Regions from separate parts of the Homo sapiens genome. Here region 1 is linked to region 2. Evidence: chromatin contacts called from ENCODE Hi-C or POLR2A ChIA-PET data. All regions are on one chromosome and are shown on one strand. Each heading gives the region's core, a stretch centred on a gene start or an enhancer-like site at or near the end of the contact. The rest is flanking DNA. Distances are from core to core; before and after follow the strand shown. Region 1 has its middle 5.1 kb from the start of SOX4. Region 2 overlaps CDKAL1 (CDKAL1 threonylcarbamoyladenosine tRNA methylthiotransferase).

What was found. A loop is a pair of places that touch in the nucleus more often than their neighbours do. ChIA-PET counts read pairs that join two places held with the same protein, here RNA polymerase II (POLR2A). Pooled maps may share reads with other maps.
Region 1: a loop to region 2 is called in a map of PC-3, with 17 times the contacts of the local background. The contact joins two enhancer-like sites. A Hi-C loop is called at or near these places in 6 of 168 maps with a recorded cell type or tissue (Calu3, HCT116, IMR-90 and 3 more), 3 of 37 single-sample maps with no recorded cell type and 7 of 50 pooled maps. POLR2A ChIA-PET finds 5 or more read pairs at or near these places in 8 of 52 experiments (A549, AG04449, GM12878 and 5 more).

What each region holds. Positions count from the first base shown.
Region 1 is chr6:21,587,028-21,590,329 of GRCh38, reverse strand. No RefSeq gene overlaps it. Among named protein-coding and RNA genes, the nearest start is that of SOX4, 5.1 kb to the left of the region's middle. RefSeq lists enhancers at 966-1,015, 1,026-1,125, 1,893-2,550, 3,191-3,302 and silencers at 2,916-2,995, 3,136-3,195. Within about 2 kb of position 1,454, at least 38 of the 41 ENCODE cell types and tissues checked have a DNase peak (open chromatin) inside an H3K27ac peak, as active enhancers do; they include HCT116, PC-3, PC-9 and 1 more, where a contact is called at or near this core.
Region 2 is chr6:21,108,151-21,111,215 of GRCh38, reverse strand. CDKAL1 (CDKAL1 threonylcarbamoyladenosine tRNA methylthiotransferase) reads right to left here. Exons shown (of 16, transcript NM_017774.3): 13 at 2,753-2,815. Among named protein-coding and RNA genes, the nearest start is that of LINC00581, 400 kb to the left of the region's middle. Within about 2 kb of position 1,464, at least 5 of the 41 ENCODE cell types and tissues checked have a DNase peak (open chromatin) inside an H3K27ac peak, as active enhancers do; they include HCT116, PC-3, PC-9 and 1 more, where a contact is called at or near this core.

The sequences.
Region 1 (3,302 bases), core at 205-2,704, 480 kb before region 2:
ATCTGCTAATGCATTTCTTCTGCTCTCACACATCTACACAACATAAAATCTCACATCCATACAATGGTATGGGGCATAGATGAAATAAGATTCTATTCCACTGCTTAATATATTCCTTTGGCATGGAGGGAGGGACCTGAATGGAAATTAGTTTAACAAATCTGGATTTGCACTGATTTGCAAGATTTTGCCTTGCCTTGGTTATAGAAACTATGATTGTAGGCGCTAGTCAGACCTGACAAGTATTCAGTTCAAATAAAATAAAGAGGAGGAAAAACTGTGTAGTTGTTACTTTACCTGACAAGGAAGAAGCCCTGGGAAATCTGATGTCATTGGCCTTTGTCAACTGAAAGGCGCCAGTTTTTTTGGTTCCACACTTTATGGAAAAGAAGCCTCCATGTGAGGCTGATTTACTTCTCAGTCAAGTAGACAAACATAACTTGCACTTCATCCTTTTGGGCTGATGACATTGCATTGTAACTGGGCTCAGCGCGTAATGGGGGTGGGGGTGCGTGCATTGAAAAATAATATATGGAAATAACTCATATTTGCAAAATATCAAAATAGGATTCTGGGGTAAATGAAACCTAGCATTTATTTTTATCACTAGAATAAGCTAAGAGTTAAGAAACCTGCATTTCTAACAATTGTACCATTTTCCTCTCATAACCAGTGACTAGCACACAGTAGGCTTAAGCTGTTCATGCCAATGCCAACTCATTATTCCTTTCCTTCGATTTTCTCAAGAAAACAAGCAGAAGACGAATGTTTGCAGGGCCACTTGGATTGCAAGCATGAATACAGGCTTCTGCTTCTATTCTAGAGGCAGAGGCACGGCACCCGGGGAGAGCCTGGGTTTGTCTGCAGCCAGCCGGCTCCCAATCTGGGGAGAAGCAGCCGCCAGGTGGCATCGCTGAGCCTCCCTGCGCCCGCGAGGCGAGGTAGGAAATCGTGGGGATAGTCAGTCTTCTTTCTTCTCCCCCTTCCTCCTCTCCCGACCCCCCTACCACTCCCTACCACTGTACCTTCTTTAGTTAGAGGCTTAAACGCTCAACGAGTAACAGGGTATGTCGATGAATTCTGATTTTTTTTCATAAATCAAAGTTTAGGGCAACCACCCGCCGCCTCCTGCTCACTTGTCAGGAGCTCCGGGTGACGGGGGAAGCCTAGACCAGCTTCCTGTCTGGATCAGGTAACCCAACTCGGGGGATTATCAATTTCAGTTTCCCTGTCTTCTTGCTAAAGTGAATGCAGTTTCTCCGGCTTCCGAGAGCGGCTGCAGAGAAACGACGCGCCTTACTTAAGGACTCCAGTGCAAAGGCCACTCCCTACTCAAAAAAAAAAAAAAAAAAAAAAAAAAAAAAAGAGGTTTCCTTCAGGCAGAACGCCTTCCGGAGCGCAGCGACTCGGTCTCGCAGGCACGGCGCTCTCCCTGGCTTAAGCTCGCCAAGGATTAATGGTGCTCAGCCTCGCTCCGCCGCGGCAGCCGAACCTCTCCTTTCGCTTACAGTTACAGGGAGGAAATAAATTGGAATCGACTCAGACTGTGCTTTCTGGAGGAAAGTCCTTCCTACTGTAAACATGTTTCAGGCGATCCTGTCAGCAGCATTTTAACACCCGTCTTCCGTTTAGGTTTTACGACCGGGGAAGGAGCTGAAGACACGCGCGCGCACACACACACAAACGCGGGCGCAGACGCAGCCCAAGCGAGGACACCTCCCGCACCCTCGCGGGCTCCCAGCCCTCCTTTGAATTTGCAACCGGTCGCGGATAGGTTGGGGGGGTCGTTTCCCAGGAGCTTGGCTCCTCCGTCCTCCTACCCCATCCCCTGGCCCTTGGAGATGCTGTCCAGTTCCGTCACTGACCAGAACTGACAGCCACTTGGCCCCCTGCTCTCTTGAGTGCCCAGCATCCTTTGCTCTGGACGACTAAATGCTCTCTGTGAGCCTTGCTTGGTTGGTACGGCGCGCGCTGTGCGTGTGGGACCCACTCTTCGGCAGGCACACGACCTTCGTACACCGGCTGGGCAACCACCCACTTCATCCCCTCCCCGGACCCCGCAGGCTGAGGCCCCATTGAGAGCGCAGCTGCAGCGTCTCTTTCAGAAGGGCAGAGCAGGCTGCGCGTGCACGGCGCGCGGGGGGAGGAAAAGGGCTGAGAGCTGAGGGAAGTCGACAATTCATTGCACCCCAGTCTTCAAGCGTCCCTTCTGCGCGGATCACGGAGGGACAGACGTGCATTGGCGCCTTCCCTCGATCCCTCGCTCGTGCAGGAAAGACTGGACGGTGGGGGCTCTCTGAGTTTGCGAGGGCCACGGAGGCGCCCCAGGGTGCCAGGCGCCCTTGTCAAGGGCCGCGCCCGAAGCTCCAGATTCAGTCCCCAGCACCTGTAGGAGGCGGTTTCGGGTCTGAGAGAAGGGAACATATGGCAGGTAGTTAACAGGGAGAGGCTGCGCCCTGGGCGCAGTTACGAGGAAGCCAAGCTCTGCGGAAGGTCTCGGCTCGCTTTGTCCTCCTTGGATCAGCTGGTCTCTGCCTTTCCGCTGGCAGCCGCGGCAGTCAGGCCCTGGCGCAAGCGTCCGGGTGGAGCTGCCTACTCGACCCGGGGTGGCAGGGGTTGAGGGGGCGGCAAAACCACCCCAGTGGCCCCAGCAGGCGGTCTAGGTGGGGCACGCCCGACGGGCTTCCCACCCCCAACGCAACAGCCCGTTGTTGCAATTACAGTTTTAGCCCCGTGGGGGAAAGCGGGTGATTTCGCTTTTGGAAAAACACTTCAAGAGCAACCCTAAGCCAGCGTTACAAGCCAGTTGACCTGCTATTGGAGGTTGTGCGAGGGCGGGCTGGGGCGCGCGCGTCTGCCAGGGAGGGAATCCCGCTGGGGAGTGGGCAGAGGGAAGCAGAGCAAAATGTCAGATAACAGAAAGAGGGGAGGCGGAGGAAGAAAGGCGCTTGATTGCGGGGAAGTGGGAAGGCACGGAGACCGCATTGGCTGCTAAGTGACGCGGGTCAGGAGGAGAGGGACGCGTGCGTGGCGGGTAGCGACTGTAGGACGCACGGGCCCCCTCGCCAGGCAACCGATCTCCTTTCTTCCAGCCCTTCCCCTCCCATGTTCCCGCCGTAGTCAGACGTCACACTTGGCGCAGACAGCTTTGGGGGAACTCATAGGGATGGGAGGGGTGGGGCAGGGACCGTAGAACCCAGTGCCCCAGACCGCGCCTGGAGTGCAGTACACCTGGCACCCGGGACTCGCCATCTGCTCCCAGCTACCGCCTCTCGGGCCAGGGGTGTGGGCCTGGAGAAAGA
Region 2 (3,065 bases), core at 215-2,714:
AAATGAATATAGCTAGAGAGGCAAACCGTCACAACATTCACTCCCAGGAGCAGACCATAGTTTATTTTACTTTTTGTATCTTTCTATTATGAAACATTTCAATCATATAGAAAAATGCAGAATAAAATAATGAACACCCCCCAAACATCATTTAGTTTTGATAATCACCAACACATGGGCAATCTTATTTTATTGTACCCTATCCACTCTGCTCTTTGAAATTATTTTAAAAAAAAATGTTCTTTTAGAGACGGGGTCTTGCTCTGTTGCCCAGGCTGAAGTAAAATGGTGCAGTCATAGCTCACAGTAACTTGAAATCCGGGGCTCAAGTGATCCTCCTGCCTAAACCTGTCCCCGGTAGCTAGGACTACAGGTGTGCAATACCATGCCTGGCTAATTTTTAATTTTTATTTTTTTTAAATAGAGACAGAGTTTCACAATGTTGCTCAGGCTGGTCTCAAACTCCTGCGCTCAAGTGATCCTCCAGCTTCAGACTCCCAGAGTGCTGGGATTACCGGCATAAGCCAATACACCAGCCTGCATTAAAGCAAACCCCAAACAACTGATGTTGTATTTCATAAAAGCTTTCACTGACAATATATGTATATATTTTCATAAGGATCACGCCAGAAATCTCACTGAGCATGAGATGTCTAAACCAACTTTAACCACACCTTGTAAAACACTTTACACTAAAACCTATCTGCCTAGAAAACCAATTTGCTTGAATATAAGTGGGTAATTCAAATGACAAAATAACTTTAAACACAACCCTCTATTAATTCATGCGGGGAAAAATAGCAACATTCTCAGATTGGGAAAATAGTGCATGTTACTTTATCCCTATGGTTCTAGTCTTTGTGGACATTCCAATCAGTGAGAGACAATATTAAAAGTAACATGGATAGATTTGCCTGGATGGAACTTAGAAAAGTAGGTAAAGGCTACTAAGGAGGCCGGGAGCTGCCTGGAATAAAACTTTTCCATTTTCCTTCACTACTGTACATCCAGAATAAAACAGAATGGCAACAGACCAAAACTTAGGAGCTTCAAAAGGCACTCATCAAGCAGTCTAGCTATTTACAATAATTTATTACCAATCTTAAAGATCAAAAGGAACTCCATCAAGCATTTAGATTCAATTCCTCACTGCCTGATGACTAAGTTGTAGAGGAATGAAGGGAAGCCAAAATAATCTGAGGTGACTTTGATACAATGCCACAAAGGATATGAGGAGGAAGCCGGTAGAAGCTGCAAATGGCTAGGTTCCATTAAGAGTTCTAATAAAAGAAGAATGGAATTTCCCTTAACTGCGAATTTAAAAATGTTACAAGTGGGCGAAATTTAGACAAGCCAGGCAAAACCTCTGATTTGCCATCGCCTTTTTTGTTGTTGTTGTTAAATGTTAACTTTAGCCACTGCTGCACTTATGTTCATTAAGTGGCTTCATCTAAAAAAAAATGCAACACTACCTTCAGAAATCTGGCCAATCTCATTCCTTTTGCTGTTGTATTACTTATCAGCCTGCTCCTTCTGTCTGCATTGTCAGACCCTATTGGCTCTCTCAATCTCTTTCAAACAAATTGCTGCATTCTGCAATGTGACTGATTTAGCTTGAAAAATGTAACTTGGAATGATATAAGTTTTAGTATTACATATCACCATGGTCACATGAAGCATAAACATCTCTTTTACGAGTTTTTGGTGCTTAAGTCAATTGGTCACTATAGAAACACTAGAAGCTAGTGTTTCAAATTCTTTCAACTTCTATGAACTGGCACAATTTTTCCCTCCTGAATCCAGACATCTCTGTATTTTCAACTGAGGAAAGTAGTTTTCACACTACTTACTTTGGCTAGTTAAAAAATCCCTACCACATGTCTCCCTATAAATTCATAGATAAAGATTTAAGTTTATATTAGCATTTCAACTGTGCAAATTTTTTGTTTGCTTCTGAAATCACCTCGAATTAACAGATTTACTGGAATCCTACATGGTTTAGAAGTTTTGCACAAGTCTCTGAAACCTTGTAATCTATTTCCCCATGAAGATGTGGAGTTAAGCATTTTCTTAAAAATGGCTACATATTTTTTCTTTTTAAAAGAGTGCTTATCTTTTACAAATATATTGTAAAATACTTACAAGTGAAAAGATGTCTAGGAATTTTTCAAACATGAGGGATGGAGAAGGTAGGGTATAAATGACACAGACGGACTATGAATCTATGAAGCTGTGGGATGGGTACATGTGGGTCGTCACGTTATTTGGTCATTTTCTGTGTAGCAAAGCTCCAGGCAGTAGATATTTCAGACATGATGCTATGTACTAATTTTTATTAGGATTTTCATTTAGAAAAATAACTTTCTATCAGGAGGAATGAAGAATCAAGTTTTGCAGTCAGCATTTCAATTATCTTTACCAATCCAAAACCCAAGTTCCTCCAGTACAGTGTTTGGAAAGAAAAAACAAAAACCAACCAACCAAAATACACCCCAAAATGTGTCTTTTCACTGTCTTTGAGATTTCAGTGCCAATATGTAACTAGATTTCAATGTGAATAAAATATAATTATTATAGTTCAGAAATATAACATTTCTGTTTTCTTTAAAAGGGATAAAGAGCTAAAAAATTTAAATTGAAATATAAATGTAATTGGTAAGTGTATTTCAGAATCACCATATGTTGGTGAAAATTGTACTATACATTCGGAAAGACTTTAATACTTAATATGCTATTAACATGCTTCTCTTACCTTGTGATCATATGGACTGTAAGAATGAAACACCCGAGAAAGATCTTTTGTCCTTTGCTTTTTCTGTGAAAAAAAACAAAAAAAACAAAAAACCAACATACAAACAATTGAGTTGACAGCAGATAAAAAATATACATGTGTGTATATATCTCTACATACATAAAGTTTTTTTTTTTTTTTTTTAAGAGATTCTTCCTTTGTGGAGGCTGAGAAGACACAGGGGTGCAACTAAAAACCAAAGTCACTTTATGGTTATGTGGGTCATTATCACAGAGCAACCAGGTGACCTCTTCCTAGAAGATTTCATAACTAA